Regions from separate parts of the Homo sapiens genome. Here regions 2, 3 and 4 are each linked to region 1. The links are chromatin contacts, found by Hi-C or POLR2A ChIA-PET in ENCODE. All regions are on one chromosome and are shown on one strand. Each heading gives the region's core, a stretch centred on a gene start or an enhancer-like site at or near the end of the contact. The rest is flanking DNA. Distances are from core to core; before and after follow the strand shown.

Region 1 (2,815 bases), core at 195-2,694:
GTTAATCATATGCGGACTATAGTTTTCTTGAAGCGAGGGATTGTTCTACACGTATTTAAGTCTTGCTGTCTAGCAGAGTGCTTTGCATGGGTAGGGCCTCCAATAAATGCTTGATGAGTAGTAGTTCATTAAAAAATTCTTTAAAATTTTTTTTACCACAAAACATCTGCAAGTAGAGTAGTTCATTTTTTAAAGCACCATACACTAATATTTAATAGCAGCTGTTTTAGAGTCAGATTGCAAGGCTTCAGATCCTGGCTCTGCCACTTACAGAATGCAAATCATTAAGCAAATTTACATAATCTCTGTGTGCTTCAATTTATTTGTCTATAAAATTGTGATATTAATACCTATCTCACAATGCTGTTGTGAGGAGTAAATGAATTATTATGTACTAAATACTTAGAACATTACTTGCATGTACGGATTCAATAAATCTTAAATATTGTTATTAGCTCTTAAGTATATCTCCTCAACTAAATTATAAACTCTGAGGAAGAGGCAAGATCCTATCCTTTTTAAAATCCCGGCATCTACACAATTTCTTGCATATTGTGTGCACTCAGTGAGTATTTGTTGAACTACTAAAAGGAATGAATGATTGGCTATATGTTTACAATACCTTCTCCATAAAAAATACATATAGAATTGATAACATTCTAACATTTGTTACAGTAAAAAATGTTTTTAGAAATTAAATAGAATTTTTTTTTTAAGACAGTGTCTTGCTGTGTCGCCCAGGCTGGAGTGCAGTGGCATGATGTCAGCTCACTGCAACCTCTGCCTCCTGGGTCCAAGCAATTCTCCTGCCTCAGCCTCCCAAGTAGCTGGGACTACAGGCACGTGCCACCACACCCTCCTAATTTTTGTATTTTTAGTAGAGATGGGGTTTCACCATTGTTGGCCAGGCTGGTCTCAAACTCCTAACCTCAAGTGATCCACCTACCTTGGCCTCCCAAAATGCTGGGATTACAGGTGTGAGCCACCATGCCCAGCCTAAATAGAATTTTTAAGATGTCAGAGCAAAAAGGAAATTATTACCAGTGTGAAATTCTTCACTATATTTTAGCCCCTAAGAGGCAGAGACCTTGTCCTGTTTCTTTGTAACTGCTGCATTTTGCGTGATGTTTTGCAGAATAGGCATGTGCGACCTTGTACACAGAAAGGGCTTAAGCAAATCCTTATGCAGATTCCTGGAGTTATTTTTCTGTGCTGGTCGCTCCTTTCCAGAATTCTACTCTGCAACTTCCAGCTGCCTTAGCCTTCTGAACTCAGAGCCCCCTCTCCTTACCTCCACGAGGCCTCTGGGGTCTCTGGGTTTCCCCTTCTTGCACTTGCAGTTTATACATTGCCTCCAAGCAGAAGGCCCAGGTGTTTCTCATGCTCATCCCATCTGTTTCCCCTCTAACAGAGATTAGTCTTACAAGGCCTCGTGTTCAGTCTGAAAACAGCTGCTTCCTGTACTTCGTTCAGTTCTCTAATTGCTCACAATAAAAAGCTAAGTCCTTTCTTACTTCATCATGGCTAGAAGCAGTTCCCATGCGAATGTCTTGGTTAAAGGAGAAAAATGTATAAGGTAACTATAAACTAAGACTTTCACATCAATTCAGTTGGTTCTTTTGTTAAGAATTACAGGGTTGGGCACGATGGCTCACACCTGTAATCCCAGAACTTTGGGAGGCTGAGGCGGGAGGATCCCTTGAGGCCAAGATTTTAAGATCAGCCTGGGAAACATAGTGAGACCCCGTTTCTACAGAAAAAAAAAAAAAAAAAGTAAAAATTAGGCACAGTGTCGCATGCCTCTAGTCTCAGCTACTTGGGAAGCTGAGGCAGGATGATCAATCCCTTGAGCCCAAGAGTTCGCGGTTACAGTGAGCTATAATTGTGCCACTGCATTCAGCCTAGGTGACACAGCGAGATCCTATTTAAAAAAAAAAAAAAAGACAAAAAGAAAAGAAAATTACAGTATAATTTTTCTGTGTTGAAGAGCTTCTGCTGGACAAATTTTCAGTCTTGGTCGGCAGTTTAACTCAAGAACAGACTCTTCTATCTTCACTTCCAGCTTACATAAATTAGAATGGAGAAGAGAATTCTAAAGTATAAAGAATGTACACTGTTCTCTGCCCCAATTACACATCTGTCTCACGGCTTGTTAGGCAGCATGATGAATAAGCGTGTCATCTCTCTCCATTTATTTGTGCATCCATTTTTATATCCATAGTCTATAGAGACTTTCATTGCTTCTCACAAATTTGTTTAAACTTTTAATAGTGATATATACAGACTTCCTCATCTAAGCACAGACACGATTTCTATTTAGGTCATTTCTGTGCAGTCACTTCCTCTTCCTAGGTCATAGCCCTGTAGTTCTATCATACATAGACTGTCTATTTTAATAGAAACCTGCAGCAATGGTGGAAGGAGGGGAACGGGAGTCATTTCATCAGAAAGATGCATTGTATCTACTGGAGAATTTTCTTGTCTTAGAAACACTAGAAATTATATTTTCTGGAAATTTCAAATTTTACTAAAATGTGGTCATTGTCAATTATGTAACAGGGGCTTTCCTTTTCAATATAGCGACTATCAGTAATAGTGCTGGAAATATGATAACAGGCCACATTCTAAAAATTCATTTCCTCTTTAATTAGGACCTAACTCTTGGAAACTCCTTCATGTGAGCTGCCACAACATCATCTAAAAGCAAACTGCCAAAAAATCATCTTAAACCGCATCATCTAAAAGTTATTTTGGCAAAATGCATGGTCTCAAATGGAAGATAATGACAGCTAAGATAGAATTTAGAATGAGCCCC
Region 2 (2,815 bases), core at 181-2,680, 860 kb before region 1:
CACCGTGCCCGGCCCCTAGCTAACTTTTTAATTGTTCTTTTGTTGAGACAGCATGTCACTATTTTGCCCAGGCTAGTCTTGAACTGGACTCAAGCGATCTTTTTGCCTTGGCCTCTCAAAGTGCTGGAACTCCAGGCATGAGCCACTGCACCTGGCCTGATTGTAAAATTTTAAAGTTTTTTTTTTTTGAGACACGGTCTCGCTCTGTCACCCAGGGTAGAGTGCAGTGGCACGATCTCAAGCTTACTGCAATCTCCACCTCCTGGGCTCAAGTGATCCTCCCACCTCGGCCTCCCCAGTAGCTGGGACCAGAGGTGTGCACCACTACGCCCAGCTATTTTTTTGTAGTTTTAGTAGAGGCAGGGTTTTGCCATGTTGCCCAGGCTGGTCTCAAACTCCTAAGCTCAAGAGATCTGCCTGCCTTGGCCTCCCAAAGTGTTAAGACTACCGGCATGAGCCACCTGCCATGTATGTATGTATGTATGTATGTATGTATGTATGTATGTATGTATGTATTTTTGAGGCAGAGTTTCACTCTATCTCCCAGGCTGGAGTGCAGTGGTGCAATCTCAGCTCACTGCAACCTCTGCCGCCCGGGTTCAAGTGATTCTCCTGCCTTAGCCTCCCAAGTAGTTGGGATTACGGGGGCTTGCCACCGTGCCCAGCTAATTTTTGTACTTTTAGCAGAGACGGGGTTTTATCATCTTGGCCAGGCTGGTCTTGAACTCCTGACCACGTGATTCACCCACCAAGGCCTCCCAAAGTGCTGGGATTACAGGTGTGAGCCATCGCACCTGGCCACTATTTATTTATTTTTTGAGAAGAAGTCTTGTTCTGATGCCCAGGCTCGAGTGCAGTGGGGCGATTTCAGCTCACTGCAACCTCCGCCTCCCGGGTTCAAGCGATTCTCCTACCTCAGTCTCTGGAGTAGCTGGGATTACAGGTGTGCGCCCACCATGCCCAGCTAATTTTTGTACTTTTAGTAGAGACAGGGTTTCCCCATGTTGGCCAGGCTGGTCTTGACCTCCTGACCTCAGGTGATCCGCCACCTCGGCCTCCAAAAGTGCTAGGATTACAGGTGTGAGCCACCATGCCCAGCCATTTTTTTTTTTAAGTAGGGTAGAATCAATATTTGTTGTTATCCTTGGGATTTCTGCCCATTTGATCATAAGAGGGGGTGTTAGAAGCCCTCCGTGAAAGATCTACAAGTAGGATGAAAAACATTTACTAAAGAAGGTGCCTAGATATAGCCTCACAATATGAGCTCATGGTTCAGTGCACTCTTAGATGAGGAAAACAAATGAGATAAATGGTTCATTTCCCTAATTTTACATAAAAGACTTTCTTTATGTTAGGTGAAGAGTCTCCCTTTGTGTCCTTTTATTTTGGCTTTAGGATAGGAAAATGTCAGAGAAAAGGCCATATATTCACGGTTTAGTAATCATCAGAATCAAATGGGTTTTGAAACTGAAAGCAGAAGAGGTTAGTGTTAAGACTTTATTTTAGGTGCCAGAGGCTTTTCTCATTTCTTGCACTGCTAAGAAAATCTGCAGAAAAAGGCATGTTTAGGGTCAGCAGTTCTGTGGCTGCAAAAGGCCCACAGATGCACAACAGTGATTTCATAGTTTAAGTATGAAAAAGCAATATGATTAAATTTAAAAATTTCTTTCATGAAGAATTCCTCAAATTGAAAGAGTTACTCAGATGAAGAGAAATCTACAGATATAAGGAGGATTTTAGGAATCCTCTACTGCTACTACTTCTTACTTATTTAGAGACAGTCTCAACCTGTCACCCAGGCTGGAGGGCAGTGGTGTGATCTTGGCTCACTGCAACCTCTGCCTCCCGGGTTCAAGTGATTCTCCCACATCAGCCTCCTGAGTAGGTGGGACTAAAGCAAGCGCCACCACGTCCGGCTAATTTTTGTATTTTTTGGTAGAGATGAGGTTTCACCATGTTGGCCACGTCAGTCTCGAACTCCTGACCTCATGTGATCCACCCGCCTTGGCCTCCCAAGGTGCTGGCATTACAGGTGTGAGCCACTGTGCCTGGCCTCTTCGATTTAATTAAATTAATTAATTAATTTATTTATTTATTTATTTTGAGACGGAGTCTCGCTCTGTCGCCCAGGCTGGAGTGCAGTGGCGCAATCTCGGCTGACTGCAACCTCCGCCTCCCGGGTTCAAGCAATTCTCCTACCTCAGCCTCCTGAGTAGCTGGGATTACAGGCGCCCACCACCACACCCAGCTAATTTTTGTATTTTTAGTAGAGACGGGGTTTCACCATGTTGGTCAGGCTGGTCTCTAACCCCTGCCCTTGTGATCCAACTGCCTTGGCCTCCCAAAGCGCTGGGATTACAGGCTTGAGCCACCGCGCCCGGCCCAATTTTAAAACTGTATATAACTTTTTAGTTTCTTACACCTGCAGTAACCTAATCAACGAATAGTAACTTGACAGGCATTACAGGATGGCCTAATCCCCATTCCAATTCCCTTTTCCTTTGTCTTCCGTTACCAGAGACTGGAAAGCCAAAACCTACACAATTCTGGCCAGTGAAATGTTAGTGATATTTATTGAGATTTTTTGGAAAATTATGTCTTTCTAGCACAGATCCTGCCCCTCCTTGGCACTCTCTCCTTCCTGCTGGAAGGTATGCTGAGAACAGCCATGTTGAAACCATGAGGTAACTAGCACACACAGAGCATGTCTAACAGGAAAAAGACAATGAGCCTGGGTCCGTGACAGCACTGCCCACTGCCTACTTTGAGACCTTTATTATGTAAGTGAAATTACTATGCTGTAAACCACTGGTTT
Region 3 (2,815 bases), core at 148-2,647, 660 kb before region 1:
GATGAGGAAGAAATTTTAGCAGCCTTCTGCAGAAGGTATTTTCCTGGGTTGGCTGGGTTCCTTCCATCAAACCAAAATCAAGAGTATATGAGTAGAAATTAAAATGCAGATTTTCTATCAAAAGTTAGAATACTCATACCCTCTGATTCATCAATTCTGCATCTCAGACTTTCTCCTACAGAAATATGCAAGTAAAGAATATGTGTACAACGTCCCCTGAAACATTGCTCATTATATTTAAAAGTGGAAACAATCTTATTCCTACCAATAGGAAATAGGAAGCAGTTAGCTGGGTGTGGTGGCTCACATCTGTAATCCCAGCACTCTGGGAGGCAGGAGGTTCCTTTGAGCCTAGGAGTTCAAGACCAGTCTGGGCAACATGATGGAACTCTGCCTATATTAAAAATAAAAAGTAAAAAATATAAAAAAAAATTTTAAATAAAAATAAAAAAGACAAAAAATGAAGTGGTTAAATAGATTCTGGTATATCTGATACAATGCATGCTAAGAATGAGGTTACACTGATGGAAAAAATATCTAATATATGGCTGAATATAAAAGGCAAGAAAAGACAGCTGGGTGTGGTGGCTCACACCCATAATCCCAACACTTTGGGAGGCTGAGGTGGGCGGATCACTTGAGGTCAGGAGTTCAAGACCAGCCTGGCCAATATGGTGAAACCTCGTCTCTATTAAAATTACAAAAAATTAGCCAGGCTTGGTGGTGCGCACTTATAGTCCCAGCTACTTGGGAGGCTGAGTCAGAAGAATCACTTGAATCTGGGAGATGGAGGGTTGCAGTGAGCTGAGATCGTGACACTGCACTCCAGCCTGGGCAACAGAATGAGACTCCATCTCAAAAAAAAAAAAAGCAAGAAAAGAAAAATATATAGTTCCTATTTTTGTGTTAAAAATAAACTGTATACATGTTTGTGCATGAAAACATCTGAACAGCTTCCATTTGTTATTTTTCATATTTCTATATTGTTAAAAATTGACAACAGGCATCTATTGCTTTTTGTAATTCAAAGCCTTTCTTTCTTAAGTCCGTGTGTGTTTCTGTGAGAAAAGATGATCAGCATTGTGAATCATGGCTATTCTTATATAAATCACTCAAATTTGTAACTATTATAATGACTTATTAGTGAGACTAATTTGAATAACTATACATATATGCATATGTATACATGGATGCATGAACATTCATTAATTACTCAACAATTCTTATAATGCCTACTATATGCCAGGTAATGTTCCAGGGATATATCAATGAATAAAATCCTAGAGATATATAATGCTGTACATATATACATTCAAAATAGTCTGAAGAGTATAAATAACTATGAAATTGAAAGGATTAGCCAGGTGTGATGGCATGTGCCTATAACCCCAGCTACCAGGGAGACTGAGGTGGGAGGATTGCTTCAGCCCAGAGTTGCAGGTGGAAGTGAGCTATGATCGCACCACTGCACTCCAGCCTGAGTGACAGAACAGAGACTTTGTTTCTTAAAAAAAAAAGTAAAAAAAGAGAAATGAAACAAAGTTTGCATAATTTTCAATCATCAAAAAAACCAATTTGGCTACTCAGTGATTAACTTGATTTTATGTTACAAATTTGTAATCTTTCTCAATTCCATCTAAAAACCTTAAGGTTGAAAACACTCCAGTAGCCAACGGAATAACACTATCAGTCTTGATCTGAGTATATTTTGGATCCAGCATCTTTAAACTCTGGCCACATGCCAGACTTTGAACCTGAGTTCTCTGTTACAGACTTCACATGTGATTTCTCTCTCTCGCTCTCTTTTTCTTTTTTCTTTTCTTTTTTTTTTTTTTTTTGAGATGGAGTCTCACTCTGTCACCCAGGCTGGAGTGTAGTGGTGCGATCTCAGCTCACTGCAACCTCCACTTCCCGAGCTCAAGTGATTCTCCTGCCTCAACCTCCCATGTAGCTAGGATTATGGGTGCCTGCCACCATGCCCCCTGCTACATACAATTTCTCTTGTTCTTTTTTTTTTTTTTTTTTTTTGAGATTAGGTCTCACTCCGTCATCTAGGCTAGAGTACAGGCACAATCATGGCTCACTGAAGCCTCCACCTCCCAGGTTCAAGTGATCCTCCCACTCAGCCTCCCAAGTAGCTGGATCACAGGCATATACCAGCACACTTGGCTAATGTTTCTTTGTTTGTTTGTTTGTTTGTTTGTTTGTAGAGACTGAGTTTTGCTGTGTTGCTCATGCTGGTCTTGAACTCCCAGACTTAAATGATCTGCCCACCTCAGCCTTGTGAAGTGTTGGGATTATAGGCATGAGCTATGGAGCCTGGCCTTCACATGCAATTTCTAACACCTCTTTTAAATCACAGAAATCTCACTCATCTATTCTTTCCCACTTTGAATTCAGAGGCACTTGTAACTGGTCCCACACCTTTTAGTATTGCAATATTATTCTAAGTGTATTAATTGTTTTAGTCTGTTTGGCCTGCTGTGACAAAATGCCATAAACTGAGTGGCTTATAAACAACAGAAATTTATTTACTGCAGTCTGGAGGCTGGGTAGTCCAAGGTACCAGCAAATTCATTGTCTGGTGAAGGCTAGTTTCCTGGATGATAGATGGCACCTTCTCACTGTGTCCTCAGGTGGTAAAAAGAAAAGAACTAGTTCTCCTGGGGTCTCTTTTATAAAGGCACTAATCCCACTGATAAGGTACCCGCCTTCATGACCTAATCATCTCCCAAAGGCTCTACCTCCCAACGCCTCACATTGGGGGTTAGGATTTCAACATGTGAATTTGGGGAAGACACAAACATTCAGACAA
Region 4 (2,815 bases), core at 106-2,605, 610 kb before region 1:
ACATTATATCAGTTATTACACAGGAAATCTAAGGCAGAATACTGTGAAATGCAAGGTGTATAGCTTATCAACAAGAATGTAGCAAATACACCATTCAACTAAGAAAGAAATGATAAGGCTGCATCTGGGGCTGTTGACTGGAAGCACAAAGTTTCCTTTCCTTGTAGTAGTTCCTAAAGATTCCAGTTTACATGGAAAGACAGAAAGCTGTCACACCCATGGCAGGAGCGCAGAACCCAAGCGACAAATTCTAATTTTGAACAGGCAGGTGCCAGTGCATTTCTCAAACTGCAAACTAAAATGCAGAAACACGATTTTCCTGTTTCTTAGTTTTGGACCGTTTTCCCCCCTCTAGCACGCCAGAGCAGGTTTTAATTGTTGTCAGGTCAGATGGTGAGTTAACTTTGAGTGTTGAGTTGAGGGGCCAGTGGGATGTGGGTCCAGTTGAAAGGTGGATATATGTAGATCCAGACTCGAGTGATATAGGCTGCAAATAAATTGCTAGTGAATTTATGAATTATTAGAAAAGAAAGGACATTCATTATGATTTAATCGCAGTTGAATGTAGGCAGCACAGAGGGCTTATACTGTGTCTTTTTTTTTTTTTTTTTTTAAATATACGGTGTCTATTTTGCTCACCACTCTATGCCCGGTGCCTGGAAGTGCGACTGGCACATAGTAGGTGTTGCATAGTTTCAGAATGAACTTTTTAGGAATCAAAATTCTACAAACATTGCACACAGATTTAACGTTCCCTTATTTTCCAGGTGAGGTCAGGGCGCCCTTTGGTTTCGCGCTTCTGTCCCTTTAAGAAAGTGGAGGAGAAAGAAAGCGCTGCTGGGAAAAAGGGCGGGGCCGCGAGGGGCCGCCGTCCGTCCCGCCCCCTGCCGGGCCGCGGCGCTCTGCTAGAGCGTGGCTCAGTTTTGGTAGCGGGACCCCGGAAATGTAAAGCATGAGCGGGAACAGTCGCCAGGGCGAGTGACAGGCGAGCCCTATGCTTTACTTCCGAGGGCGGTGTCAGCAAAGCTAGGTAAGGAGACAGGGAGGACGGTGCCTGCCCCTTTAAGATCGACTCCACCCCGCCTCTGGAGGAAAATGACGCCGCCGTCTACCCGTTGTGGAACGTAACTCTTTTCATCCCATCAGCTCTCCTTCTCATTAAGAGAAATACCAAGTGGTCACCACAGTCACATACTTCATAACCCATGCCTCATCGGTGCTGGGACGGGAGAGGGAAGCGCCGATCTAAATGACATGGGGTCCAAATCCCAAATAATCTCTATTTGCTCTGCGTTACCTTTAAACTTAGGCTGCGTTGTGTGATTCAAGTGACAGCCTAGTACTGCTTAACAATTAGTCTAGTGGGATACCAGGCCCTGAGAGACCCCTACGATCCCAGGACACTGATGTGGGGTAACTAACACCCACTGGAAGTCTACGCTGAGTTCACAGGCTATGTATGACCTGACATGCATTTTGACCTGCCCTGTGTTTTGATATTTGAATGAGTTGCTGATGTTTACAAGCCGAAGCTGGCCGGGCGTGGTGGCTCGCGCCTGTAATCCCAGCACTTTGGGAGGTCGAGGCAGGAGGATCGCTTCAGGTCAGGAGTTCCAGACCAGTCTGGCCAACATGGCGAAACCTCGTCTCTACTAAAAAAAAAAAAAAAAAAAAAAATACAAAAATTAGCCGGGCGTGGTGGCACGCCCCTGTAATCCCAGGACTCGGGAGGCTGAGGTAGGAGAATCGCTTGAACCTGGGAGTCGGAGGTTGCAGTGAGCCGAGATCACGCCACTGCACTCCAGCCTGGGCAACAGAGACTCTGTCTCAAAAAAAAAAAAAAAAAAAAAAAAAAAGGTGGAAGCTAATGTGTCAATATCTAGATTTTTTTGATGATTTTGAGAAATCGGAGGATCTGGCAGCATGTCCTGCCTAGCCTTTTTGAACTGTTTGAAAACAGTCTCCAGCTTGCCACAGCCCCTCTGTTATTTTACAGCCAGCCTGCATCACTCATTTATGATGTCCAGCCCCTTGTGGGGATTTGGATTTTTGACCCCTAAATACTTTAGTGGATTTAAGACCATTTAAAACATTTATGCAGAAGAGATCCGAGGTCCCCAAACAACTGGGTGTATAAGTTGTGTTTAAGTTGTTCCTCATTCTCATTTATTCTAATCCGGGTGTTTTTCTATATATATATATTTTTAAACAAATCTTAGTGATCAATTGCACAGGTGTTTTTCTGTTGGAGCAAATCTTTTCAGTTTAGGCTTGGTAAAATCGAACCATCAGATACTTTTACAGAAAGAGATTTAGGAGTTGATGTTCTTTTATTACAATTAAATGCATACAGTATTTTTAAAGGAAAAAACCTGAATCTTGATTGCATTGTTTTATGATACAACAATCTTTAATGAAATAGAGTAGTCAATATAATTTGTATTAATATATCTCTGCCCACAGACAATTATAAATTCATTAACCCCCAGAACTCTTGGCTAGACTTCATAAAGGCAAAAACTGTGTTTGCCCTGTTAACTGCTTTATCCCACCACTAGAATATAAGCTTCCTGAAGACAGAAGACTTCTGTTATTTTGTTCACAGTTACCAAGCATGCCTACTTTGTTAAATTTATGAAAGAACTTTAAAGGTACAGTTGGCCCACAATATAACAATATAGCAATATAAAATTACAACAATAAAAATAACACAAAAATAGTGTAACAACTACTTATATAGCATTTACGTTGTATTAAGTATTATGAGTCATCCAGAGATGATTTAAAGTAAAGTATACCACAGCATATGCCTAGT

What was found. Hi-C counts contacts between places; a loop is a spot of excess contacts on that map. ChIA-PET counts read pairs that join two places held with the same protein, here RNA polymerase II (POLR2A). Pooled maps may share reads with other maps.
Region 2: a loop to region 1 is called in a pooled map, with 3 times the contacts of the local background. The contact joins two enhancer-like sites. A Hi-C loop is called at or near these places in 1 of 37 single-sample maps with no recorded cell type and 3 of 50 pooled maps. POLR2A ChIA-PET finds 5 or more read pairs at or near these places in 1 of 52 experiments (B cell).
Region 3: a pooled map shows a loop between it and region 1 (3-fold over the local background). The contact joins two enhancer-like sites. A Hi-C loop is called at or near these places in 1 of 37 single-sample maps with no recorded cell type and 6 of 50 pooled maps. POLR2A ChIA-PET finds 5 or more read pairs at or near these places in 1 of 52 experiments (OCI-LY7).
Region 4: a map with no recorded cell type shows a loop between it and region 1 (4-fold over the local background). The contact joins the promoter of ETFBKMT here to the enhancer-like site in region 1. A Hi-C loop is called at or near these places in 1 of 168 maps with a recorded cell type or tissue (naive thymus-derived CD4-positive, alpha-beta T cell), 8 of 37 single-sample maps with no recorded cell type and 13 of 50 pooled maps. POLR2A ChIA-PET finds 5 or more read pairs at or near these places in 9 of 52 experiments (AG04450, BJ, CD4-positive, alpha-beta T cell and 6 more).

Annotation. Positions count from the first base shown.
Region 1 is chr12:32,263,792-32,266,606 of GRCh38, forward strand. The region is part of intron 2 of BICD1 (BICD cargo adaptor 1); the gene reads left to right. Among named protein-coding and RNA genes, the nearest start is that of FGD4, 130 kb to the right of the region's middle. RefSeq lists enhancers at 1,259-1,308, 1,349-1,398, 2,313-2,422. Within about 2 kb of position 1,445, at least 6 of the 41 ENCODE cell types and tissues checked have a DNase peak (open chromatin) inside an H3K27ac peak, as active enhancers do; they include B cell and OCI-LY7, where a contact is called at or near this core.
Region 2 is chr12:31,405,046-31,407,860 of GRCh38, forward strand. The region is part of intron 14 of DENND5B (DENN domain containing 5B); the gene reads right to left. Among named protein-coding and RNA genes, the nearest start is that of LINC02387, 37 kb to the left of the region's middle. RefSeq lists enhancers at 66-205, 1,086-1,255. Within about 2 kb of position 1,431, at least 3 of the 41 ENCODE cell types and tissues checked have a DNase peak (open chromatin) inside an H3K27ac peak, as active enhancers do; they include B cell, where a contact is called at or near this core.
Region 3 is chr12:31,602,199-31,605,013 of GRCh38, forward strand. All of the region lies in intron 2 of DENND5B-AS1 (DENND5B antisense RNA 1), which reads left to right. Among named protein-coding and RNA genes, the nearest start is that of DENND5B, 12 kb to the left of the region's middle. Within about 2 kb of position 1,398, at least 3 of the 41 ENCODE cell types and tissues checked have a DNase peak (open chromatin) inside an H3K27ac peak, as active enhancers do; they include OCI-LY7, where a contact is called at or near this core.
Region 4 is chr12:31,658,333-31,661,147 of GRCh38, forward strand. ETFBKMT (electron transfer flavoprotein subunit beta lysine methyltransferase) reads left to right here and starts at 1,356. Exons shown (of 4, transcript NM_001135863.2): 1 at 1,356-1,457. RefSeq lists a silencer at 714-1,023 and enhancers at 725-1,226, 1,144-1,303.